5 separate regions of the Mus musculus genome follow, and all the other regions are linked to region 5. Evidence: chromatin loops called from intact Hi-C (ENCODE). Cell type or tissue: left cerebral cortex. All regions are shown on one strand.

The links. Peaks named below come from ENCODE experiments on the same cell type or tissue, not always from the same donor. Only the 100,000 strongest peaks of a DNase experiment are listed, where the experiment ranks them.
Region 1: a loop joins it to region 5, with 9 times the contacts of the local background. A loop is called at or near these places in 3 of 42 quality-filtered maps.
Region 2: a loop joins it to region 5, with 6 times the contacts of the local background. A loop is called at or near these places in 10 of 42 quality-filtered maps.
Region 3: a loop joins it to region 5, with 3 times the contacts of the local background. A loop is called at or near these places in 6 of 42 quality-filtered maps.
Region 4: a loop joins it to region 5, with 3 times the contacts of the local background. A loop is called at or near these places in 10 of 42 quality-filtered maps.

The regions. Positions count from the first base shown.
Region 1 is chr5:33,994,548-33,999,547 of GRCm38, forward strand. Nat8l (N-acetyltransferase 8-like) reads left to right here and starts at 1,437. Exons shown (of 3, transcript NM_001001985.3): 1 at 1,437-2,663; 2 at 3,822-3,986. The coding sequence starts at 2,297. In left cerebral cortex, CTCF peaks have their summits at 284 (motif pointing right), 2,659 and 2,860; DNase peaks (open chromatin) are centred at 284, 944, 1,463, 2,018 and 3 more places; H3K4me3 peaks cover 4,336 bases; H3K27ac peaks cover 3,043 bases.
Region 2 is chr5:33,817,898-33,822,897 of GRCm38, forward strand. It overlaps Gm52782, which reads right to left. Exons shown (of 2, transcript XM_030254959.1): 2 at 2,967-3,589. The coding sequence ends at 3,221. It also overlaps a transcript of Nsd2 not described here. Among named protein-coding and RNA genes, the nearest start is that of Gm52782, 5.6 kb to the right of the region's middle. In left cerebral cortex, CTCF peaks have their summits at 2,134 and 2,674; DNase peaks (open chromatin) are centred at 1,360, 1,799, 2,116, 2,609 and 2 more places; H3K4me3 peaks cover 2,807 bases; H3K27ac peaks cover 1,926 bases.
Region 3 is chr5:33,780,428-33,785,427 of GRCm38, forward strand. Letm1 (leucine zipper-EF-hand containing transmembrane protein 1) reads right to left here and starts at 2,290. Exons shown (of 14, transcript NM_019694.2): 1 at 2,047-2,290. The coding sequence starts at 2,125. In left cerebral cortex, a CTCF peak has its summit at 2,054; a DNase peak (open chromatin) is centred at 2,386; H3K4me3 peaks cover 2,001 bases; H3K27ac peaks cover 1,439 bases.
Region 4 is chr5:33,655,718-33,660,717 of GRCm38, forward strand. Tmem129 (transmembrane protein 129) reads right to left here and starts at 2,260. Exons shown (of 4, transcript NM_026698.3): 1 at 1,906-2,260; 2 at 1-80. The coding sequence starts at 2,110. It overlaps Tacc3 (transforming, acidic coiled-coil containing protein 3), which reads left to right and starts at 2,411. Exons shown (of 15, transcript NM_001040435.3): 1 at 2,411-3,010. In left cerebral cortex, a CTCF peak has its summit at 2,871; DNase peaks (open chromatin) are centred at 2,309 and 2,707; H3K4me3 peaks cover 2,623 bases; H3K27ac peaks cover 1,626 bases.
Region 5 is chr5:33,933,868-33,938,867 of GRCm38, forward strand. It overlaps Nelfa (negative elongation factor complex member A, Whsc2), which reads right to left and starts at 2,404. Exons shown (of 11, transcript NM_011914.3): 1 at 2,159-2,404. The coding sequence starts at 2,368. In left cerebral cortex, no CTCF peak of the experiment used is centred here; DNase peaks (open chromatin) are centred at 2,540 and 4,777; H3K4me3 peaks cover 2,331 bases; H3K27ac peaks cover 1,256 bases.

The sequences.
Region 1 (5,000 bases), 61 kb after region 5:
CATGAATGTTCAGGTGTAGGGTCCAGGGCACCCGTCCCCACTCTGTCTCTGAAATCTTGATAGACGTCTTTACCCCTGCCAGGCTGTAGGCAGGCACTTCTAGGCTCCTGGAAGGTGCATTCAGCTGCAGGATGTGAGGAAGCCAAGCTGGGTCTCCTGAGTCTTCCTACACACCCAGGCAGAGGAGTGTGTAAGCCATCGTGGGGAGCTCGGGAGAGGTAGAGTGGCTCTAGGCTGCTGCTTTATTAAAGAGGACCTTGATGCCACCCAGGAATGGCCTAAGGGAGAACGGCAGAGGGCGCCCCACGACAGGAAGGAGGAACAGGGCTAAACAGGGCCATGGATTGTCCTGCTGTCTGCGCAACTCCTAGGGTAGTATCTTTAAGTCTCCAAGACCCTGGGCTCCAGTCTTGGCCCCTTCACGCTTTCAGACGGTTCCGATGTGTTGGTTATAGCGCAGGCCACCATCATGGCCATGGGGGCGGGGGCGGGGTGGGCAAATGATTATAGGAGGACCGGGGCAATGGAAGGAATGGTTAGGCAGACCAGGGAATGGGTGCTCTGCAGAACTGAGGGGGATTCTGGTCGCGCTGATGTGAGTCTTGCAAATCCCCTAGGCCCGGAGGTGCAGAAAGACGAAGGAGCAACTCTGGTCAGGGGTGTGGAGAGATACCCTATAGGCACCGGACCATTTTGTTGCTTCTAAGGCTTACAGGCTTCAGTGACCCGCAAACCTAGGGTCCTGAGTCAGAACTTCTTGGCTCCACCAGATGGGTCCTCAATGCTCAGCCTCACTTTCCTCGGGGCCCTTCTGCCTGACTGTCCTCAGCCCTTACAGGCCGGCACTGGTCCTGCAGACCACCCAGCCAACCTCGGGACTCAGGAGAAGTCAATGTGGCTAGTCGGTGCCCCGGCCTGTTCAGATACTATCAGTGAGTTCCTTTGAAATATTGAGAGATTTAGCATCAGTGTCCAGGAAGGTCGCCTCTGGGACCCAGATAAGTCCCACTCCCCCGCCCCCGTGTCTCGAAAACAGTGAGGAAAATCCTCTCTAGCCTGACCCTCTCCTTCTCAGTCCCCTTGTGCTGACAACCCTGGCTGTTTGATTACCCTACTCCCAGGTTCCATTTGCGAGACAGGCCCCTTCAGTCTCTAGGTGACCTTAGCCGTTCTGCTGGCTCCAACAATGGTGCGGCATAACGCAGACTGAGGGTCCTCCGGCCCGGAGAGGGTCTCCGCGAGCACGAGGATGATTCGGCTTTGGGGGTGCCCATTCCCGTGACCTAGGAAAGTGGATATGCCACTACGCATTCCCCACTCCATGCGCGCCCTGTCTGCTGCGTCTGCACGTCTTGCTCCGGGGGACTGTGAGACCGCGGCTCTGAAGCGAGCCCCCGCTGCACCTGCACCAAGGCCACGGGGCGCATGCGCGGACCGCGGAAGGCGGGGGCCGAGCCGGGAGGGGTCCTGCAATTCCGCAGGTCCGCTGCCGGGAACGGTCGGGTGTCAGATTGGAGTGGGGTGGGGTTCGGCTGTCAGGCAGCGCGTGCATCAAACCACATTTCAGCCGCGTCCTCACTCTCTCAGTCCGTTCGGCCCCGGCCGCGGGCTCGGAGGGCGCCTGCCAAAGGAACACGGGGCCCCTCACGAGGACTTCGGCCGGGCGCCGCGTACAGACAAAGGGGTGGGAGATGGAGACACTTCCGTGATTACTGCCAGCGGCCGCGGAAGAAGAGGACGCTTTGCTGCAGGAACGCAGGTCCGAGCGCAGCGGCAGCTTTGCGGGAGCTCAGGGGCGGGGTAGGAGGCGTCCATCACTCTCCGACCTCCTGGCGAGCCTCAAGCCCCTTACGCAGCGCCTCTCTGAGCACCCTGTCCCTGCTGTCGTTCACTGAGGACCACTTCCTCGCACGCTCTCCGTTCGGCCCCTCCGTGCTCCCGCGGTCCGCCAGCCACGCAGCCCAAGTGTGCCATCGGGCGGGCGCAGAGGCGGCGTCTGCTCCCACCCCCGAGATCACATGGTGACCCTCGGCAGCCAATGCAGTGGACGCTAGGACCCTGCGGGACCCCGGGCGCCGCGACTGCACCGGCGCCGCTGCATTATAAATACTTCTCCAAAATGCGGCGCAGCTCCCTGCGCGCGCCCCGGCCGCCCGCCGCCTCCGCCCTGCGCCCCTGAGCCGCTGCCGCCGCCGCTGCCGCCGCGGGTCCGAGGGCGCCGCGCCCTTGCCCTGGGCTCGGGCTCTGCCCGCTGCCGCCGGCTCGCGTCCTCGCGCTGCGCCGCCCGGCCGGGTGCATGCATTGTGGGCCTCCCGACATGGTCTGCGAGACGAAGATCGTGGCTACGGAGGACCATGAGGCACTGCCGGGGGCCAAGAAGGACGCGCTGCTCGTCGCCGCCGGAGCCATGTGGCCCCCGCTGCCCGCCGCGCCCGGGCCGGCCGCCGCACCCCCACCCGCGGCAGGTCCCCAGCCCCACGGAGGCACCGGGGGCGCGGGGCCGCCGGAGGGGCGCGGCGTGTGCATCCGCGAGTTCCGCGCAGCCGAGCAGGAGGCGGCGCGCCGCATCTTCTACGACGGCATCTTGGAGCGCATCCCCAACACGGCTTTCCGCGGCCTGCGGCAGCACCCGCGCACCCAACTGCTCTACGCCCTGCTGGCCGGTCAGTGCGCCGCGGGGGGCGGGGGGCCGGCGGGGCTGCGGCAGTCCCGCACCGGCCCGGCTCCAGCGGGTCCAGCGGACCCCTCCGGGGACCGTCGCGCTTGACTCTCTTTGCCTTCCTTCTGGGTTCCCATCTCGGAGCCCCGGTGCCGCGTCGGTACGCTGGACCGGTTGGGAGGAGACCCGCTTGCACCAGCGGCGCAGCGCTCCGGGCTTTCGGCCAAGGCTCCTGGGCCGGGCGTGGGAACCAGCGCGGGCTGAGTGCAGGGCGCTGCGGACTGGGAAACACAGGGTTGGCAACTCAGTCCGCGGCGCCCGTTCTTTCCGTCGCGGGGCATCCCGGGTGGGGGCGGCGTGACAGGGCAGGTAGCGCTGCAGCTGCGGCCCGGCGCGACAACTATATATATAATCTTTGGGCGGGGGAGGCCGCCTGAGGCTCAAGTGCTAATTTATGACGGGAAGACAGCCAGCTCCGCGGGGAGCCAGGGAGACTGTTCGCCAGAGCCAGGGATACAGGGAGGATACCCTCTGCTGTCTGAAGCACACCCCCTCCCATTCCATGCCATCCCATTCTGCAGATGAGGAGCTTGAGGCGACTCACCCAAGGTCATTCGGAGGAGACAACTTTTGCTCTTGTGCGTTTTTTTCCTCCTCCACAGCACAAATGAAGTTGGAAACGGTGTGGTGCTTGTCGCCCGACTCTGACAGCCTAGTGGGCTCTGAAGCTGCCCAGGGAGGGCTCTAGTTGGGTGCCTTCTCAGCCCGGCGCAGGATGACCTGCTTGCATAGGCAGTGTCCTGGTGTCTCTGTCCAGCTCTTTGACTTAGCACCAGGCTAGGTGGAGTAGGCAAGAGACCCTTTGGAAACTGGGGGAACCAAGGGCTGACCAGCACTGGTCTGGCCTAGGCTGTATTGTGGACCTTTGTTTCAGGTTGTGAAGGTAGCAGGTGTTTACGCCAGAGAGCTTGGAAATGAGGAAGCGTAGAGAGGGACTGCGGCCATGACTCCTACACAGAGAAACAGTCCCTGGTGGGGAGCACCCCTAAGCACTGATTTACCAAGGTGGTTTGGACTCCGGGTGCCGTGGGACCTACCCATGTCCAGCCTGGCCGCGTGCCTCTCTGCACCTGCCACCTCACCTGTGCCCCCTTGCCTGCAGCCCTCTGTTTTGCTGTGACCCGCTCACTGCTGCTGACATGCCTGGTGCCGGCCGGGCTCCTGGCCCTGCGCTACTACTACAGCCGCAAGGTGATTCTGGCCTACCTGGAGTGTGCGCTGCACACGGACATGGCTGACATTGAGCAGTACTACATGAAGCCACCTGGTGAGTTCTGGAATTCTCCAACTCTGCCTACTCCCTCCCTCTTCCCCTTCAGGCACAAGAGGGCCTAAGCTGTGGGATCCTGGTGTTCTGAGTCTTCTGAATGACTGAGGCTTCTAGCTAAGGGTGGCGTGTCAGCAGGGGAGAGCCAGAAAGAAGTCCTTCCCTTGGTGGCCTGGCTCCACTGTGTCCTCTGTTGGACACCTTTTCTTGCTACCTGCCGTTTGTTTGTCTGTTATGGGGTGAAGTCCTGGCTGGATCTTGAGCCAGCCGAGAGTGCTCAGGGTGGAGGAATCCTGGGTGACACAGGAGATGTCCCAGGGAGCAGAAGATTGAGCAGGAGCCCAGGCCTTACCCGGTCTCCTGACTAGAGTAGTGAACCACAAGGTATTATCCCAGACCCCAAGGCTTTCTGTAGAATGAGGGTCTGGGACTCTGGTCTCCAGGAGCTGGAGACTGGTTGGTCTCTCTGAGGCAGGCCATGAAGCAGGCTGGGTTGTGGGAGCCAGAGGAGAGACATTTTAAGGTGTGAGGGGATGACACAGGGGGCTGGCCAGAAAGAACCAGGTCTATTTCAAGGAAGGGCAGCCTTCTTAGCCTTGCCAGCTATAGTTTTCTGCCAGCTTCTCCCCAGCCATCCCATCTTGTACCCCAATGCCCTGTTTAGCTGGCCTTGGTGCCTGCTGTTTTCCTTGGCCCTTACCCACATTCAAATACAGCTTCCTGTCCTCTGCAGGGTCCTCTACCTACCTGCCTCTGCTTGGGAAGAGAAGGTGGGAAATGGCTGAAGCGGGTTTCGGTAGATAGCTTGAGTAGATAGATGGGTGTGGTCAGAAGTTCCTGTCATGTGCCCTCAGGGGTTAGAGTGTGGCAGCTCTTGCTAATCCTTGGACATCTGCTGGGTTTATAGGGTTAACCCAGCCTCTACTGGACAATGAGCCTGACACCAGGCTAGCCAGCCCCTACAAGAAGGGAGAGAGCGAGAACAAGGAGTTTGGATGGGAGGAATTCTGACGG
Region 2 (5,000 bases), 120 kb before region 5:
GGGCTGGTGGTTTGTACCTGGAAGTAACAACTGGACCCCAGTGACAGATACCTTAGGCCTCTGAGTCAGGGCTTGTGAGAAGAGGGTTCTTAACCACATCTTTGTCCTGTGTAGTTTTTATCTGATAGGGACCCTAGGTAAATAGAAAAGCCTTGCAGTGCTGCCCAAGAATCCAAGATCATTCCTAGGGAATTCCAGTGGCCTTTGCCTGGGTGGGACCTCAGCTGGAGGCCTGGGGAAGTCACTCTTGGGTTTGGAAAGCAGAATGACCGGTTCTGGGGAGTTTGGGAGTAGGAGGTCCTTCGTGGTTCTGCCTTGGTTCCGGGCCTTTCCCCAAGCCCCTCTTTGGAGACCGGGGCCACCTAGGGCATGGGAGGAGGGGCAGCCCAAGCTGCATTTCCACTTGGAAGCCCTCTTTATTTGGCCTGGGACAGAGAAAGACTGGGGTCAGAGTGCACACATCTCCATGGAAACAGCAATGAGCCTGGCCCCTAGGGGACCCTAGGCATAGTAGGGGGTCTCAGGTTTTTTTTTTTTTTTTTTTTTTTTTTTTTTTTTTTTTTTTTTTTTTTTTTGACGAAGGGGCCTGGGCCTATCTTTGGCAGCAGCTTTTACAAAGTTCCATGAGGCCTGGAGAAGCAGGCAGACAAGTGGACACATGGAGCAGCAGAAGAGCAGACTGAGCTTTTTCAGGACTCCAGGCTCCAGGCAGGAAAATACAGCTCGAATGTGGAGTCTTTAGAGAAGGGACAAGCCTTGGAGAGACCAAAGAGAAGTTAGCTGTGCTGTTGCTGTTCCACTCAGGGTCCACCTGGGATTTGAGTCCCGCCAAATTCTCTCCAAGAGAGTATCTCCTCTGATAGTCTCAGAACTCCGAGACTGCCAGAGCATCTAAACAGTGACCTATAGACTGAAAATCTTGACTTGGATGGTCTGGGAGCCTGCTGTGAGAAGTATGCAAACCTTAGTGGATGAATTGCTTTCTCCTCAGGATTCTACCTATGGAGTCCCATCCAGGCCCCTTTTCTGCCTGGGAGTACTAGAACATAATAGTCAGGAGCCCCTGGGTGAGGTTGTGTACGGAAGTGGGCTTATGAAAGCTCAGAGAGAACAGGAAGAGAACAGCGCCAAATACCATCCAGGAAAATTCAAATACACGCTCCTTACAGAACTGCAGGGTTTTCTGGAAAACAGATCTGGCATTAAGTAAGCTACATGGTATCTCACACATGCTGCAGGGATCTGAAAGGTGCTGGGGAGGGAATAAGGCAGTGGGCCTAGTGAGACAGAGAGGAGACTTATTCCCGACTGTGAGAGGAGTTTGTTCCAGGAGCACGTGGTAAGCACTGGCTAAGCATCTCAGTGTAACACACATCCTGCCTGACTCACCATAGTGTGTGGATGGAAAGTATTCTGGAGCCAGTGTGCCTTCGGCTGGCCCGATAGTATCAAGCAGTTGAGTCTGCTCCAGCTCATCTCTGCAATCCTGCCCCCAGGCCTTTCCTGGACTTAAGAGTCTCAGGGTTTCAGGCCTTCATGGACAATGCCTGGGCTTGAAGGTTTTTTTTTTTTTTTTTTCTCACCCCTTTCGATCCAAAGCACTAGACTAGGAACATTCCGAGGAATAGGGGTAGAGGTCTGTGGGCTGTGAAAAGCTAAGTGTCCTTAGTAATACAGCAAAGGGATGGGGCTGAGTCCTAGGTCAGCACCCAGAGTTGGAGTCTGGACACCACTGAACCTGACAACAGTAAGCAGTGGCAGGCACAGCGCTGACAGCAGGGAGCAGTGGGCAACAAGCAGTCAGTGGTCCGAAAGGGAGCCTGCCTCAGTCCTATGCTCCGATGCTTCTGGGGGCTGTCCTCAGGGGGCTGAGAACACTCTGTGGCTGGCTTAATCTAGAAAACTCCAGGAGATAAAGCCCAGATTTCTGGCCTCCTGAAAGGTTAGAGACTTAACTCATAAAGAGCAACTGGGACCTCCCAGGACCACCGCCCTTCTCCCGTCTCTAATCACACTTCTCCGACTCTGCGCCACGCGCACGCGCTTTCGCAAAGCACGCAAGCTACCCCCGACTCGCTGGGGCTGCGTTCTGATCCGCCCGCCGTAGCAGCTAGCGCATCTCCGGAGACTCTGCCTCCCGATGCCTTCCCAGGACACCAAGCGGTTCATCTTTGACAAGTGATTCTCCTGGGCTGTTGACAGCCCGCCCGACCGGGCGTCTCAGAACCTGGAGCGCCCAGCGAACGCTACCAGTGACGCGCGCCCCGCCCGCAGACGACTCCAAGCCGCCGTGTCCAGCTGTCCACGCAGGGAGGCGAGCAGGCTCCGGCGCGCCACGAGCTGCTCCCGCCAGCCGCTGGAGCTCGAGGCCGGGACGCTGGGCGGGGCCGCGGCCTCCCGCGCTCTTCTTCTGCCCGAGGCCGTGTGCCCGCGTCCGCGCCCACGCCGGGCTCCGGGGCCGCGCGCGGCGATTGGGCGGCGGGCGTGACGTCACCGCGCCGTGGCTCGCCGTGGTTGCGGAGCTGGCCGCCGCCCGCGCGCCGCTCGAGCAGCGGGAGCGGGAGCGGGAGGCGAGCGGAGCGGGCGCGCGCCGAGCTCCCCAACACCCGCGCTCGGGATCGCTGCCTACCACGCGCGCCCTGTCGCCCGCCGCCTGCCGCTCTCCGCGCGCGGCCCCGGCGCGGATTTGAAAAGCCCGGTCCGCGGGCGACTTGAGGCGGCAGCCAATCAGCAAAGCGCACTTTTCCCGCGGCTTCTGGGGGCGGCGGCGGCCCCGGCGGCTGCGGCGGCGGGCGGGAGGCGCGGGGGCGGGGTCGGCGCCGCGCGCGGAGAGCCTCGGCCTGGCCGCGCTGCGCCCGCCGCTGCCGCCGCCGCCGCCCCCTCCTGCCTCCCTGCCCTCCGCGGCCTCGCGTCCGCTGTCGCCGCCGCTGCCGTCGCCGGACAGCCGCTGCCGGACAGCAGCCGGAGGATGCGTTGCAGCGTAGGTCACTGGGGCCGCCGGCCAACCGCCGCGGGAACTAACCGCTGGCTGGGGAAGGGAGGCCGGGCCGGGAGGCCGGGAGATCGAGGCCCGAGGGCTGAGGGGGAGGCTTGAGGGGCTGAGGGCCGGGCGCCGGGGACAGGCCGGAGGAGGACGCGCGGCCTGAGGCGAGGGTGGAGGATCGGAAGGCTGGGAAAACGGGGCCTGAAGCGCCGGTCGGACGCGCACGGCCAGCGACGGCTAACGGGGCGGCGGGCGCGCGGCCATGTTGGGCCCGCTGGCCGGGGCTGCACCTGTGCCCGGCCGGCGGGCGGCCGCCTTTGTTCCCGCGGCGCCCGGCGGGCCGAGCAAGTCTTTGTGCGGCGCAGGGCGCGGGGCCGGGTGGCACGGTGGGAGGGGCGGCCGGGTGGACCGAGGGGCGCTTTTTGTGTGCGGAAGCGTCCGGCGTTGACACTTGGGACGCCGGCCGTTGGTCAGCGCGGCGCCGCGGTCGCCGGCCCTTGCCGGGCCTCGCAGGTGGAGACGAGGCAGGCTGGACCCGCGGACCCGCCCGGGGCTGTGGCCGCGCCTCACAGGGCGCGCTCCCTCGCCTGGGATGCAGCTCTCAGCCTAGAAGGCGCAGGGCGCGGCGAGCCGGACCGTGACGACCAAGCGGCTGGCTACTGCCTTGGTTTTAAATCTCGGCATTTAAAAGATGTTCGGTTTGAGTTTCGGTGAGAAGAAAATGGATGAGGTTGTTGCATAGGACCCGTCGCAACATTGAGCTTTTCTTCCTTCTCAGCTCAGGACGTGGTTTGACATTGACGACGAAACGGTATGAAATCGGATGGTCTGACGGGAATCATTTTCAGGTAGATAATTGGAGGGGTGTGTATTTTATAACGGACCCTGTAAAGAGACCAGCGGGAGTTCAGAATTAGGTTAGAGAAGTTCCTAAGTACTGCCAGTTTAATTCAAGACTTTGAAGGCCTTGACTTTTAAAGACATTGACTTAATTCTAAGATCGTGTGTGGATGTTAATTCTATTTTATGTATTTGAAATAAGATATCACTATAGAAAGTTAGGAAACATCTCACTTAGGAAGCTGAGACTTTTAACTGGCATATTTTCCATGTTTTAAGTTCTGGTACTTAAGTCGATGTAATACACACACACACACACACACACACACACAAATACAGAAAGTAGCATGGAGAGAGCAGGTTCTGTAAACACAGCTCTTTCTGTGTGTTCTCCCATTCCCCAGCACCCTGAGTTCAAATCATAACTGTTGGCTAGAGATGGAGAGGATTCACACTTTGTACATTCGCTTACTTTGAGTCATTTCCTTTTCTTTCCTTCCATTTTCTTCTCTGCCCAGCAGCCTTCATTTTTGGTTTGATGGCTCAAAGTGTGTGGACTTAATATTTGCTTGCCAATTTCTGTAAGCTTTTGTGAATGACTCTTACATATTCAGAACAAAAATCCTCCTCTTTTGGCCTCTGATTCTAAGAGTCAGCATATAGTGAATTTTTAAAAAAGTAATGGACAATTCTCATGTGTTCACAGATGTGATATATTCATTGTAATGTTATAAACTGGCATAACTCGAAGTTTGTAGGGACAAAGAGAAAAACAGTAAGACTACAAGTGAGAGTACTAGGTTATTTTTGTGCAACCACGCTATACAGGGCTGTTAAGCCACTGCCTGCAGAAATGTGAGGAACCAAAAGAAGACTTAAGTCAGAACTGCAGAGTGAGTCAGGCATTAGAGACCCTGTGGGTTCCTTAAGGAAGGAGTCTAGCTTTTCATCTATTCAGACATCCTTCCAAGAAGTACTCAGGCTTTAAAAAGGTTTACTCACACGGCAGAATGGGAACTAATTAGTTACTTCCTTTTTTTACAGTTTTGACAATTCAGTGTAAAACATGAATGTAGATGGAATTAGACTAAGATGTGCTGGTGAAAAGATAGGAAATGCTAGTTAAAGTGTCCAATATGAGCTGTAGGGATTGAGTTTCCTTACCAAGTAATAGCAC
Region 3 (5,000 bases), 150 kb before region 5:
AGGGTTAAAATACTCTTGGTTTTGATAATTTGCTAGAACAATTCACAGGACCCAGCAAAGTCAGTTTATCACAAAGGACACAAGTGAGTAGTCAGAGGAGACATGGGATATGACCAGGAGAGACCTGAACAAGGCAGGTTCTTTTTGCAGTATTCTTTCCTCGGGCCCACTGACCACTCTCTACTCCCCGCCTCTCTGGAGGCCCCACTTCTCTTCTCAGGCAGGTAGAAAGAGCTCCTTATGAGTAACAAACCCATTGATATCTATCACTCCCAAAGCTTTAGGAGTGTCAGACCCAGGGAGAAAGACTAAACGTCTTTGCCTAATTTTCTGATTTACTCCTGGCTTCCAGGAGACCTTTACTTCTTCCCAAGCAATGTCCTTCCCCTGGCATTCATGCAAAGCCTCCAGGTCGAGTGCACCTCGCAGCTGTCAAAAGCTGCAGGAACTTGTCTCACTCCAAGCCAGTCCTCTTTTGCCTACCTGAGCCTTGACTAGTCCTAACAGGTTTACAATATGGCATGGTAGCCTCTAGACTGGATGCTCTCCCACACACCCCAGGATCATTCAATCCCGCTTCCACATACCAAGTGTCTTCCTCTCACCAAGAACAGCACAGAAAGGGGAAAGGAAAGGATCTTCAGGGTGGACACTTGGCAAGCACACTTCCGCTGGGGAACCAGGTCAACTCAACATCAACAAGAGTAGCTGTGGGGCCTTGGCTTCATGAGATGAGCAAGGCACACTTAAAACCTCTCCAGGAACCCATCAGCAGAACACCAAAAGAGAAATCTTACAACACACCTGACCTAAGCACTCCTCAAAACTGTCAAGGTCATGGAAAGCAAACATAACCTGAGAAACGGTTACAACTTGAAGAGCCAAAAGGACAAATGTAATGTGGTGCCATGGAAAAATATAACGAGAAAATCAGAATAAAGTATGTCACACAAAAGTGAAGAAGAAGGTAAGTACTCAAGAATAAAGAACACTTTGATACAAAGTTGGCCTCAATTTATCCTCTAAGACTAAAAAGTCAGGATGTCCATCCTGTGCCTGTTGGCTCTGGGCACATCATTACAGGGAGAGCAGGGGCTTGCTACCCAGTAATGCTCTATTGTTCCACATCTAACCAGCTGACAGGAGTCTAACCACTGTCAGGGAAGCAGCATTTTTGTTCCAAGGGAACTGGGTTAACTAAAGAAAACATTCTTGTGCCTGGAATAATAACACACACACACAATATCAACTAATTTGAAAGCCATAAACATGCCAGAGAAATAAGAAAAGGCAGAAGTACATTATGGTATCCTGAACAAGTCAACAGGTAGACAGCGCTTATAGCAGAGACAGCTTGAAAAACCACACCAAACCCAGGGACACTCTGCTCTTTCCACGCATCCTAACTGGTTTTGCTGTTTGTTTTTAAGACTGGATCTTGTGCCCTGCCTGGCCTGAAATTTTAAATGGTCTGGAGTTCAGAGATTCACATGCCTCTGTTTCCAGGGTGCTGGGGGTAAAGGTGTGTGCCCCCATGCCTGGCTCCACACCATACCCGACTCTCCAATACTGTTAAGGTGACAAGAACTGTACTTCTACCAAGAAACCATAAGGTCTTGGGTCCCACTCTCACAGGCTGTTTCAACCTTACAAATAGGACACATATAAGTTTCCTTGGAAAGCACGGTCATCAGCCACCCCACCCCAGGGAGTGGCCCACTAAGCTGGCATCAACCACAACCCAATCTCCTTGTCCCAGAGTTCTGGCTTCCAAGCCTGAACTGGCCAAAGGGCAGGACAGGGCTCGATTCATCTTCGAGGGGAGCGGCAGGGAAGCCACGGCCCTAAGGAACTTTCTCAGCGCCTCGGTCGGCAGCAGTGACCTGCGGCGACCTGGGCAACTAAGGTCACAGGAAGCTGTCCAGCACAAGCGGCTCAGAGCGGCCCGGTGCTTGTCATTGCCGCGCTGCCTCGGGGCACGGAAGGGGGCGTCCCGCGCTGGCTCCCGGTCGCCCACAACAGGTCGTTTGCGCAGCACCAGCTTACCCCGCGGGGAGGCGGCCCGAGGTGGCGCGAGGCGGGCAGGCCCCCGGCCCCGGCAGCTCCTGAGCAAGATGGACGCCATGCGCCCGCCGCGGCGGCGTTCTATAGCTGCCTCAGCTTCCTCGGCGGATCTTGGCCGTCCCGGCGCCTGGGCCCAGCCCGCGCGGACGGTTGACGGCAGAGGTTGGCTCCGGCAGCAAGCGCTCAGCTCAAGGACCCGGCATCCGCAGCGGCCATGTCCCGGCACAAACGTCCGTAGGCGCGGGGCGGAACAGGCCTGGCCGGCACGGCTCCCATTGGCCCTGCGGCACCCGCCCTGGCCAGGTGAGGGGCGAGCCCGCCCAACAGACTACAAGGCCCAGCGTGCATCCGGGAGGCTTGCCTCTCCCGACTACAAGTCCCAGCGTGCGCCGAGTCTTGGGTTTTCTTGATGAGCTCAGATCTATCTGGAGTTCCTCTTGCATCTTAGCAGTGCCTAGCTTCTGATTTGGGGCTGCGGGCACAGAGGCGGCAAAAGAACTGGCATCTATTTTCATAACTACTAAGCCCTATATTATACTAGCCCATAGCAGATGGCTCATGGGACTTTAAGGAAGGGTGGTGGGTAGGGAACATAACTCTGCGAGGCTGTTAATTGGTCCCACCTCCTTGCTTCGCGTCAGGACGAGCAACCTTAGTAGTGGGCTGCACTCCTGGCAGGTCCCCTCTATGGTAGCTCACAGCCACCCCTGCCCACTCCAAAATAGACCTGGCAGCATCCTCTTCTTTAAAGGGTGGTGGCTGGAATGGCAGGCTTCAGGATTGTGGAAACCCAGGACTATACACACTCTGGTGCTCCAGAGCAGCCACCCTCTCCACAGATCTGTATCCCGACCCAGGGACACCAGACCGTTCCTGGAGACTTCCCTCACTGCTTTCCACCTCCTGCCTTTGTGGAATGCCTTTTCCGTTCCTTCTACGTTCCTGTGGGAGTGAACTCAGAATAGTAGGTGAAGATCTTCAGTATGAGGTTAATGCATTTTTTTTTTTTCTGATGAACAGGTGCTCAAGTCCTAATTCCAGCTGGCTCCCAGCGAGGACGCTTCACTAGTATCCCAGCACAGCCCATTGGGAAGAAGTAACCTATCTGGTCATTTTCTGAATCAGAACCTAAAAGCTGGGCCAGTGTAGGCCAGAATCCCTATCTCAGGACTCAGGTGGCAGAGAATCTCCTAAGACGTTTGGAACCTCTCTTGTGCACACGGTAATGTACATTGTGGGCATCAGATACAGAATTAAGTCAAGTGTAGGGATTCCCTGAAAGGGCTGATGACCTAAACCAAAGAACTGAAGTTTCTTAGCCAAGCTGAGAAACTTCCACCAATAAGAACACTTGCCTGACCAAAGAGGAGGAGGAGGAGGAAAGCAAAGCCAAGCCAAAGTAGTAATGACAACTGAGGAATACCGAATGGCTGAGAAGCACCTAAAGAAATGTTCAACATCCTTAATCATCAGGGAAATGCAAATCAAAACAACCCTGAGATTCCACCTTACACCAGTCAGAATGGATAAGATCAAAACCTCAGGTGACAGCAGATGCTGGTGAGGGTGTGGAGAAAGAGGAACACTCCTCCATTGCTGGTGGAATTGCAAGTTTGTACAACCACTCTGGAAATCAGTTTGGCAGTTCCTCAGAAAATTGGACATAGTACTACCTGAGGACCCAGCTATACCACTCCTGGTCATATACCCAGAAGATGATCCAACATGCAATAAGGACACATGCTCCACTATGTTCATAGCAGCCTTATTTATAATAGCCAGGAGCTGGAAAGAACCCAGATGTTCTCAACAGAGGAATGGATACAGAAAATGTGGTACATTTACACAATGGAGTACTACTCAGCTATTAAAAACAATGAATTCACCGGGCACTGGTGGTGCACGCCTTTAATCCCATCATTTGGGAGGCAGAGGCAGGCAGATTTCTGAGTTCCAGGTCAACCAGGGCTACACAGAGAAACCGCCTCAAAAAAACAAAAAAACAAAAACAAAAAACCAACCAACCAACCAAACAAACAAACAAAAACTCCAAAACAATGAATTCGTGAAATTCTTAGGCAAATGGATAGAACTAGAAAATATCATCCTGAGTGAGGTAACCAAATTGAAAAAGAACACACATGATATGCAGTTGCTGATAAGTGGATATTAGCCCAAAAGCTCCAAATAACCAGGATATAATTCACAGATCACATGAAGCTCAATAAGAAGGAAGACCAAAGTATGGGTGTTTCAGTCCTTCTTAGAAGGAGAACAAAATACTCATAGGAGCAAATATGGAGATGAAAGTGTTGAGCAGAGACTGAAGGAAAGGCCACCCAGAAACTGTCTCACCTGGGGATTCATCCCATACACAGTTACCAAATCCAAACACTATTGTGGATGCCAAGAAGTGCATGCTGAAAGGAGCCTGATATGGCTGTTTCCTGAGAGACCCTGCCAGAGCCTTACAAATACAGAGGCAGATGTTCACAGCCAACCATTGGATGGAGCACAGGGTCCCCAATAGAGGAGTTAGAGAAGGGACTGAAGGAGTTGAAGGGGTTTGCAAGGAAGAACAACAATATCAACCAACCAGACCCCCACCCCAGAACTCCCAGGGACTAAGCCATCAACAGAGGAGTACACATGGCTCTAGCTGAATATGTAGCAGAGGATGGCCTTGTCATGCATCAATGGGAGGAGAGGTCCTTGGTCCTAGGAAGGCTTTATAGATGCCCCAGTATAGGGGAATGAAAGACAGGGAGGTGGAGGCGGATGGGTGGGTAGAGGAACACCCTCATAGAAGCAGGAGGAGGGAGGATAGGATAGGGGGTTTCCAGGAGGGAGGTGTACTGGCTAGTTTTGTGTCAACTTGACACAGCTGGAGTTATCACAGAGAAAGGAGCTTCAGTTGAGGAAATGCCTCCATAAGA
Region 4 (5,000 bases), 280 kb before region 5:
GAGTTGCCAGGCTTCTGGGGCCTGACCTGGGGAGTAGAGCTGCTTTTCTGAGGCTGCAAAGCACATGCCCATGTAGTAGCCTGCAGAAGAAAAGACATCTCAGGGGAAGACCTGGATGCTGGGGGCTCTCCTCCTCCCATGGTAACCCATCTGAACACCACAGCGCTCTCCCTGTGCTTGGGGAAGGGAAGAGCTATTTCCTTTCTGTTGCCAGCCCTGAGCCTTGTCTTGGTAACCTAGGGCATGATTAGCTCCCAGGACACGTTGCTTTTACCCCTTCACCTCCACAGCAGGCCTGCCTCAGCTCTTAGCCAGAGCAATGGTACCTCATATTAGAGGAAAGTATTTGCAATTTACTACTATAACTTCACAGACAAAGCCAAGTAGAAATCAAATAAAATCAAAGCTGCTGGTTAGTGGTGATTCATGCTTTCTATCCCAGCACTCAGGAGGCAGAGGCAGGTGGATCTGAGGCCAGCCTCATCTACTGATCTAGTTCTGGGACAGCCATGGATACACAAAGAAAAACAAACAAATAAACAAAAATTTCCTAGAAAACCAAAAGGAAACGACTTTACATAAACTGACCACTGGCCTACTTGAGACAGTTCTTTGGGCTGTATCTTGGTATCTCAATTTTGCCTCCTCTGAGGAGGCAGAGCCAACATAGCCCATCTCAAAGCTGGGACACTGAACAAGAAAATGAGCAAGTACCCAGTGATAGGGCACCTTGCTAGAACAGAGAAACCAGTTTCAGAGCCCTGTTAACCCAACAGGGAGCAACTTGAACATCAAAATGATCTGCAGATGGTAAGGTACTGTTTGAGCAGGCTCCAATCTGCAAAAAACAATAGTAACTGTTTACTTCTAGCCAATTCACTACATGTTAAAATAACTTGTTATGTAGCAACAGAAGACAGCTCCACCGTCTGTCTGCTCTCAATATGACCTCCCTGAGTGACTTGTGCTTATTAACTTTGGGTTCCTTGTTCTGGTATGGGAGTGCCCACTGGACAGCCCTTGGTCAGGAGTCCTGCCTTAGAGCCCCACACTCTTGATATGCCTTGCAGTGTACTAACTAGGTCTCCAAACCAAACTACATGACCATGCCAACTCCATCTCCAGTTCTCCAAAGGAGTCCTCTCCACCCTCCTTCTTCTCAAAACAGATCTGAGTGTTTCTATTACCACACCTGCCTCTGCCTCTCTGGAGCCTAAGCAGCTGCTTCACACCAATCATTCCTGTGCCCAGAGCTGCAAGTATGACAGACAAGCAGACATGTGTTCTCCCAGATCTATCTTTCCCTGTCCCTGTAGCTTCCAAAGGTCTCCTTCATCTGGATCCCAGACTTCAATCACTGCTATATTCCAGCAGTTTCCCCAACCTTTCCTCCAATCAGCCAACAGATGGGCCTCTCCGAGGTCCCACTAGCACTTGGGGCACCACATACCATGGCCTTGGACAGGGCCATAGACCTAGCCCGGCAAAGGAAACGCTCCATTAACATTCCCAACCTTGACCGTCTTCATCTCTGCCTGCTCTTCTTACACCCACCTTCCCCTGGGATCTCTCCAACCCCTGTTGTAATGAAATCAACAGGAGCTCTTTCCTATAGAAATCGTCCAACATAGCAAGCAGGCTGAACGATTCTGCACTCCAGCCGCAGTGATGTCAAAGACTGGAGCTTAGCCCCACCCGAGCACCACTCGCAGGACAGCGCCAGGGCCGCCGCCTCCCAACTGGAAGAGCGTATGGTGCTCTAGAGCGCTCAGCTCACAGCCAGGGCTGCAGAGATCCCGCTTGCTTGTTCATGATCTTGACCGGCTTCTGCTCCAGTTCCTCACCCTTGGAGTCTCCAAGCGCCCGGTTAAGCGCCAACCACCGGCCGGCACACAGGAGGCTCACCTAACGGCAGCAGTGAGTGACACAGTAGTGTGGCGGAAGTGCGGCGAAGGTGGTAAGGTACGAAGGCGGCGTCCTCGCTGCCCAGCCAGCCCGACAACAGATTCTGCACTGTGAGCCCGGCCGAGTAGAACTCGTTGGGCGTGAACACGAAGCACACTGCGAAGACCAGGTAGGCCAACGTGAAGGTCACCTCAGGGCTGTCCATCCCGCCACCGCTCACTGGGCCGTGCAGAGGCAGGAGAGTCCAGTTCTGGACAGTTGGTTTGTTGCCGCAGCCACCGCCGTCAGATCGCCCGCGGGGCACTCTGGGAAACGGAGTCCAAGTCCGGCTACTGGCGGGGCATCCTGCGAATCTGAGCGCCTCCTGTCCAGGCACCCGCAAAGCATTCTAGGAAATGGAGTCCCCTCCTCAGGCTGCCCGCGGGGCACTGTGGGAGACAATTTCCCTGTTGGGTTGACCCGAAGGGCACCCTGGGAGTCAGAGTCTCGCGAGGCCGCCCCCGGCATTCTGAGTGGGGAGTTCTCGGACCCTACGCTGACCCACAAGCTGTGAGCCGCCCAGACACCCCCCGTAAGGGTTCAACTTCTCCCTTACAAACAGCTCGGAGGAGACACTGCAACTGGGTCCATTTAACAGCTGAGAAAAACCGAGCCAGGGCGAACTGGTTTCCAACCGCATTCGCGGCCGACCATGAGATTTTCTGGGCCATGATGGCTCTCACAGTCACTGGCTACCAACAAGCCCTCTCGGCCCCCGATGCTAGACCACAGTTCCCATACGCCCCAACGCTCCCACTGTGCCCTCAGTCCCGGAAGCGGAACTCCCTGCGCAAGAAGGGCGGGACCAGTATGGCTTGCAATTGGCCACAGGTGGCTCTACGGAAGCCTCTTCTCCAACGCGCTGATTGGCTGTGGAACGCCAACTTTCGGTATTTGAATCTGGGGCGGGCGTAGCGGACGACGTTCCGGGACTGCGAGAGCGGACCTTGTTGGGGTTCCTTCGGCTGGGTTTCTCCTGCTCCGTTTTCTTAGCGCGAAGCGGGCACGGCGCTCCTCCCTTGCGGTGGGCGTCCGCGCGGGCCCAGGGCTTGGCAACCGTAGTCAGGTAAGGGAAACGGCGATTTTTTATTTCCCTCGGGCGCAGGGTGGGGATCAGCCCCACGGAACTTGATTCCTGCGAGCTGAGTTACCGTTCCTGTCTTCCGCAGCTTCGCTCTCTCCCTTTGTTGAGGACCCACCCCTCACTCCAGCCTCCTCTGTTCTAAACTCAGGGGATGCACCTAGCCTCCTAGGCAGGACAGGAACCTGCCCGTGGGCTGGGCTTTGCAGGCCGGCCTGCCAGTGATCTCGGTCTGACCCAGTTGATGGCCTCCAAAGAGGCCGTGCTGGTTCCTGTTCTGGTCGAGCGTGTCGTGTAGGAGAATCGCGTCTCAGAGCCAGGGACATCCGTCGCCCCAAGTCTCTTACTCCATCTTTTCTGCGAAACTATTCTGTCTGTCGTCTGTCTTCCTGAACCCAGGGATATTTCTTGTTCCTGGGTCTGTGCCTCTAAGTCCTCCTTCCGTACAGCCTGACCACAACTTCAAAATAAATGGCTTCTCTTGGAAACGCTTTCTTTCCAACTCCAGATGGTCCTGATAAGTTTCCCTTCTCTATTGCATCCTTCTCTGAACAGAGTCCTTTAAGGCTAAGGCCTTTTTCCTCAACTTTAGCTACCAGAATGACCTCATGCCTATACCTATACAATTTGGTTCAGCAATGCATATTTCCAGTCATGATCGCTTGATTGTACACTTCTGTCCATGCACTGTTCGAGGTGGGAGATGTTTCTTTCTCCTTCAACCTTCAAACTTCACCTCAGAGACCATCAGTCAACTTGAGCTTTATCATCTCCCATAGGTGATTTGACCCCATACTTGTTCTCAGAAGGACAGGTGCAGCAGCAGCAACAAAACTTCCTATGTTCCCTGCCCCACCCCTAGTCACTCCTGCACCATGAAGACATCAGAACAAGAGGAAAGGCCCCTTGTGGGTGGGACCATCTCTGGGCTGGTAGTCTTGGGTTCTATAAGAGAGCAGGCTGAGCAAGCCAGGGGAAGCAAGCCAGTAATGAACACTTTCCCCCTTTCCCCCTTGATCACTAATTGAGAAAATGCCTTACAGTTGGATCTCATGGAGGTATTTCCTCAACTGAAGCTCCTTTGTCTGTGATAACTCCAGCTGTGTCAAGTTGACACAAAACTAGCCAGTACAGGTTCTGATGTCTTCTTGGTGCAGGAGTGACTAGAGGTGGGGCAGGGAACATAGGGAAGTTTTGTTGCTGCTGTTGCACCATGGCCTCTGCATCAGCTCCTGCTTTCTGACCTGCTTGAGTTCCAGTCCTGACTTCCTTGGTGATGAACAGCAGTATGAAAGTGTAAGCCGAATAAACCCTTTCCTCCCCAACTTGCTTCTTGGTCATGATGTTTGTGCAGGAATAGAAACCCTGACTAAGACAGAACCCAAATCTGGCTTGTCAATTTTTGTCTCCAGGAACTCCCTCCAGGAGCTGGGGACATGGCTCAGACAGTATTGTGCTTGACAAATGAGCATGAGGACTTGACGTCAGATCCTCAGCACCCACCTAAATTGTGTGGTGTGGCTGCACCCATTTGTAATCCTAGCACTGGGAAGGCAGACTGGAGGATCCCTGGAGCTCCCTGGCCAGATTGTCTTGCTGAATTGGTGAGCTCCTGGGTCAGTTAGTCTAACAAGGTGGAGAACAATTGAAGAAAACACCTCCTGTCAACCTTTGACCTCCCCTTCACACACACCTCCAACCCTCATCCCATCCGAAGCAAAAGCTGAACCGATTGTTCTGCTTTCTTGCCTGAAAGACTTCACCTGAGGCTGTACAGCCCAGAGGCCTATGCTTGTAAATTCCACATCCATTTCAGTGCCCTTTCCTCATGCTTTCTGGGAAAAAAATCCTAAACATTGCTCTTGATTTGTTTTCTCTACTTTATGACCTGTGTACCTTGCTGAGCAACCTAGTCTACCTCTCTTTTGCTAAGGGAACCTCTGGTTCTGTCCCTCTCCCTCATTTCCTCAAGGCT
Region 5 (5,000 bases):
AGATTGCCATAGTCACATAAAAAGTCTTGCTCAGTGGGTACATACAGTACTAGAGATGGAGACAGGGGCAGCCCAGGGCTATGCTGGCTGGCCGGTCTAGCCAAAAGGTTAGCTCCAGATTCACTGAGAAACTGTCTCATAATAAAAGATGCAGAACCACAGAGGTAGACACCTAAGCTGCAACTCTGGCCTCACACATAAATGAACATGTAAACACGAAAATGATACACATACACTAAGACACAGACTGACAGACAGAAGTGCCAGGGGCTGCAAAAAAAGCTGAAGCCATTCCTGAAGATTAAGTGAAGGGTTTGCCCTGTGTGTCACACATCAAAACACACTAAAGGGACAGTAAGTAGCTTGGCTGGTTATCAGCAAGACACACAAATGACTCAAAAAAAAAAAAAAAAAAAAAAAAGAAGGCAGGAGCAGCAGGGCGGAAAAGCTAACCATTTGCAGGTGGTGCTGGACCATCACAGCCACCTGTAAAACTGAACTCAGCTTCACACTGAGAAACAGACAGACAGACAGACAGACACATGGAGACCACAGGCACCTCACCTCAAAAATGGAGTACTTCCTGAACAAGGCCATTCAGAAAGCTAAGCCATAGCTGGGAACTAGGACAGTGGTGAGCACCAATTAAAGAGTATTCCTCCAAAGCAACAAGTCAGGAAAAGAAAAGACAATCCGGGTCAAAATGGGTAACTCACACACAAAAAGAAAGCTAAGCAGCAGAACAAGCAAATAGTACAAAGTTCAACCAAACAATCCTACTAATATCTAAATACCTGACCTACTTGTTTTAGTGAGTATAATTCAATAAAACCATTTTGAAAGGCCACCTGGTATAATCCTACTGTCACCTCCAATGTTACTTCTAGAGTTCACATGAACATGTATTGTATCAGTCACAACAGAACAAACATGAAACAGAAAAACACAAACACACACACACACACACACAAAATGAATGAGAAAAACCAGCCACAACCTAATCGTCCATTTGCTGTCTGCTTGAAGAATGGAACCCCATAATTCGGAGTAAATCAAACTGTCTGCAACAACTTGGATGAATCTGTCCAGGTGTTTACCAACAGAAGACACACCCACACCACACGGAAAATGAATATAACGTGGAAACCTGTTGCCGTATTAAATTCAAATGAGGCAAACCCCAAATACTCGTGTGTGCTAGGAATGCACACACGATTGATAACCCTGCCAAAATAAAACCAAAAAAAAAAAAAAAAAGCCTCCTGCAGGAAAGAGGAATGGAGGTGCTTTGGAGGGACCAGCCTTGTTTTCATGTGTGGAGATAACAGGAGTCATTTAGCTAGCTCTCAGTATTTTTTAAACCGAATAAATATGCAGTTTTGTGTATATGGTATAGTGCAGCAATAAAAATTAATGATATAAAAATAATACAATAACTGGAAATGTTTAAAAACTAAGGTAACTCGGTGTTTTTAGCTGCTATCAGATGTAGTGGCCCAGACCTCCAGAGATTGAGACTGGAGGATACCAAGTATGAGATCAACCTGGGCTACACAGTGAAACTATACATATATTATTTGCGTATGTATTTGCAAAGCATAGTATAAGTTAGAGAGATGCAATGTGGAACAAGAGTACACTGAAAAGAAGCCACAGAATAGCCGGGCGTGGTGGCGCACGCCTTTAATCCCAGGAGGCAGAGGCAGGCGGATTTCTGAGTTCAAGGCCAGCCTGGTCTACAATGTGAGTTCCAGGACAGCCAGAGCTATACAGAGAAACCCTGTCTCAAAAAACAAAAACAAAACAAAACGCCACAGAATAGAGATGAACGCAAGCCGACTGATATTTGGTAAGGCAAAAGCAACAAAATTAAGGTCAGCAGTCACATGGAAAGTTGCACTAACAGCCCCGAACCAAGAGTAGCTTCGGAGCTGAAGCATCCAGCACTGCGGAAGGGGCGGGCCTGGCTGTTGTGGCCATGGCCCCACGACCCCCGAACGCGACAGCGCCCAGCGGCTGGAAGTACTAAGGTGTAGGGGCTAACGGCGCCAAAACGGAGCTGCGCGCGGCCGGCGGGAGAAGGGCAAGGTGCGGCGCCGGAGCCGGCGGGAGGCAGGAGCGGTGCTCCGGCCGGAGAGAGGCTGGCCCGCGTCCTCACCTCGTCCACGGTGCGGCGCGGGAGATGCAGCGTCCCGAGCAGTAGCTTGAGCTTCACGGCCGAGGAGAGGCGGTGGAAGCAGAGGCGGATGTTATCGATGACCGCGGCGGTGAGCAGGGACGCGATGCTGGGTGGCGCCCACAGCTCGTCCGTGGCGCCCAGCTTGTTGTGCAGCCACAGGCCGGTGTCACTCTCCCTCATGGAAGCCATCTTGGCGGCGGCAGCGCGCGTCGGCCGGCATCTTACGCGGACGCCTACGTGTCCCCGGCGAGGACCCCCAACATGGCGGCACCCGTTGGCGCGGGGCGGGGTCTCGAGTGCAACTGCAAATGGCCCCGCCTTCTGGAGGCTTCGAGCCGAGGCGCAAGAACAGGGAGTGGGCGGTGAGTCTCCGCGAAAAGAACTCTGGGTTTCCGTAACGCATGATGGCGGCACCTACTAGGGCGCCGGGCAATGCCGTAGCCATTTGAGTCGCATCCGTGTGTCGTCGAGATGTTCCGCTCAGAGTACCGCAGTGAGGCGCAACAGTTTGGTTTCCCGGTGTGCGGCTCATTGGAAGGAGTCCGGAGAGCGCGCTGGGCTCGTTCTCCACAGACAGTCTTGAATGGCCCTTGCCCGTCCTGCATACAGTGCTGCCTCAGGTCCGCATACAGGTCCGTTCCGTGTCGGGGATGTCACTAGGCCATTTCCCATGGTTATGTGGTCGCGATGGCTGTGGTTAATCATCAGGGCAATTGCAAAGTAGTTCAGAGTACGGTCTTTCAAAGGCTGATCCTCCACAGCTGCTGAGAAGCCTAAATTCACCCTGTAGTGTCTCTCTTTATCAGAACTTGACAGTGTAGTTCTGTCCATCCTTCGAACTCACTCTGTAGACCAAGCTGGCCTCAAATTCCGAGATCCACTTACCTCTGCCTCCCAAGTACTGGGATTAAAGCCCTAGGCCACTCACAAGGCAGTGTCAGCAAAAGTGGCAGTAGGGCACGACTCTGGTCACAGATATTTAGGAGATTGAAAAGGATCGGTTGGGCCGAGGAGGTAGAGGCCATCCTGTGCAAAATAGTGAAACGAATCTCTTAAAACACTAAGTATCCTGGGAGTGGTGGTTCATGTCTGTAATTCCTGGAATTTGAGCTCAGATAGGAGGGTTTGAGTCCATTTTGAGCCACAGAATGAAAATATATAACTAAATGTAAATTGTTTTCTCCTAATTGAAATATTTCATGAAGAGGGGAGAGCAGCTCTTAAGACTTAGCATGGTAATTAAATGTACAAGCCTGAGGAAACTTGGAAAGGCATAAGACTCACTAGGCCACTTCCCATGGTTATATTAACAACTATTGACAGAAGAGACTGTGGAATTGCCTGATTCAAGGGACTGGGAGCCTCAGGTATCCAGCATTTGGTGACAGCTGTAGTGGAGTGGTCTTTCCTGACACTTTAAGTTACTCAGACTTGCCTGGTGGTGGTGGCACACACCTTTAATCCCAGCACTTGGGATGAAGAGGTAGGTGGATTTCTGAGTTCGAGGCCAGCCGGGTCTACAGAGTGAATTCCAGGACATCCAGGGCTACACAGAGAAACCCTGTCTTGGAAAAAAAAAATGTTGCTCATCCTTGAAGTAGGTTTTTGCTACTTTGTGGGTTCTTTTTCCCACCCTTCATCCTCCCATCCATTTCACCCTCTATCATTAGATAGAGAAGGAAGGATAGAGGAGGAGGAGAGAGAGAGAGATCCCTGAATCTAGTTTCTTCTTTGAGCACCGCTACTAACAAACCACAATCCCCTCCCCCTGCTCCCAATGGCTAACAATCACCAACTCCACTTATCAGGGCTCTAGCATTTATATACCCTCTGAAAAATTCCCAGAATTTCAAATGCCACACAAACACAGAAACTATCTGCAGCTGGCAAAACCATGGCTCTGCTAATCAGTCAGCTGCTACAAAGCAGCCCCATATCCCCACACTTAATATTAAGACAAAAACATAATATTTCTGTGTTTTTTAAAGAAAGCAAAATATCAGAATTCTGAAAATTGCCACTACACATAATTGCCAGGTGTGGTGGTACACATCTTTAATCCTAGCACTCAGGAGGCAGAGTCAGTAAGGTTTGAGGCAAGACAGGTCTACAGAAAAAGTCCCAGGACAGCCAAGGCTACATGAAGGAAGCCTGTCTACAAAAATGAAGTGGAAACTTGAGGGTTCTTTGGAAATTCAGTTATGCTGGATGGTGTTTTGCTGGGGTATACATCTGAAGGAGTGTTTTCCTGAAGTGGACACGGGTGAAAGATTAAGGCAGACTCATGAAGGAACATTTGGCTGAAGCAGACACTGGAGAAAGGGTGTTCTGCTAAGGCAAGCATGTGAAAGGACACGTGATGAGGATTCTTTGATAACAAAATCCATGTGTTGATCTGCATTTGTTGGATTCCATAGACAGAAATGCACCAAAAAAATGTCAAGTGATATGCTGCAGTTTCTTGCTGCTTCAGTGGACTTGGGCTGATTGGCAGAGTGATGTCAGCTGAGACAGATGAATATGCTAAGGCAAGGCATATGCCAGCCACGTGATGTTTGGAGGATATAAATAGGCCTGGACCGACAGTTATAGGGCATGGTGGGGGGTGGAGCTTGGCTTATAAAGCTGGCTGTTTTGTGGTCTCGTGTCTTCAGTGATCTTCACTTCCCTATGAGAGGCACAGCCAAGTACTTCTGGTTTCCCTTGGGGTCCCTCCTGCCTGGCTGCTTCCACTAGGTAGGTAGTGCCACCACTGCTGATTCATGTTTGCTATCCTAACTACCAAACTGGACTGCTGGTATATCTGAAGTGCTTCCGAGTG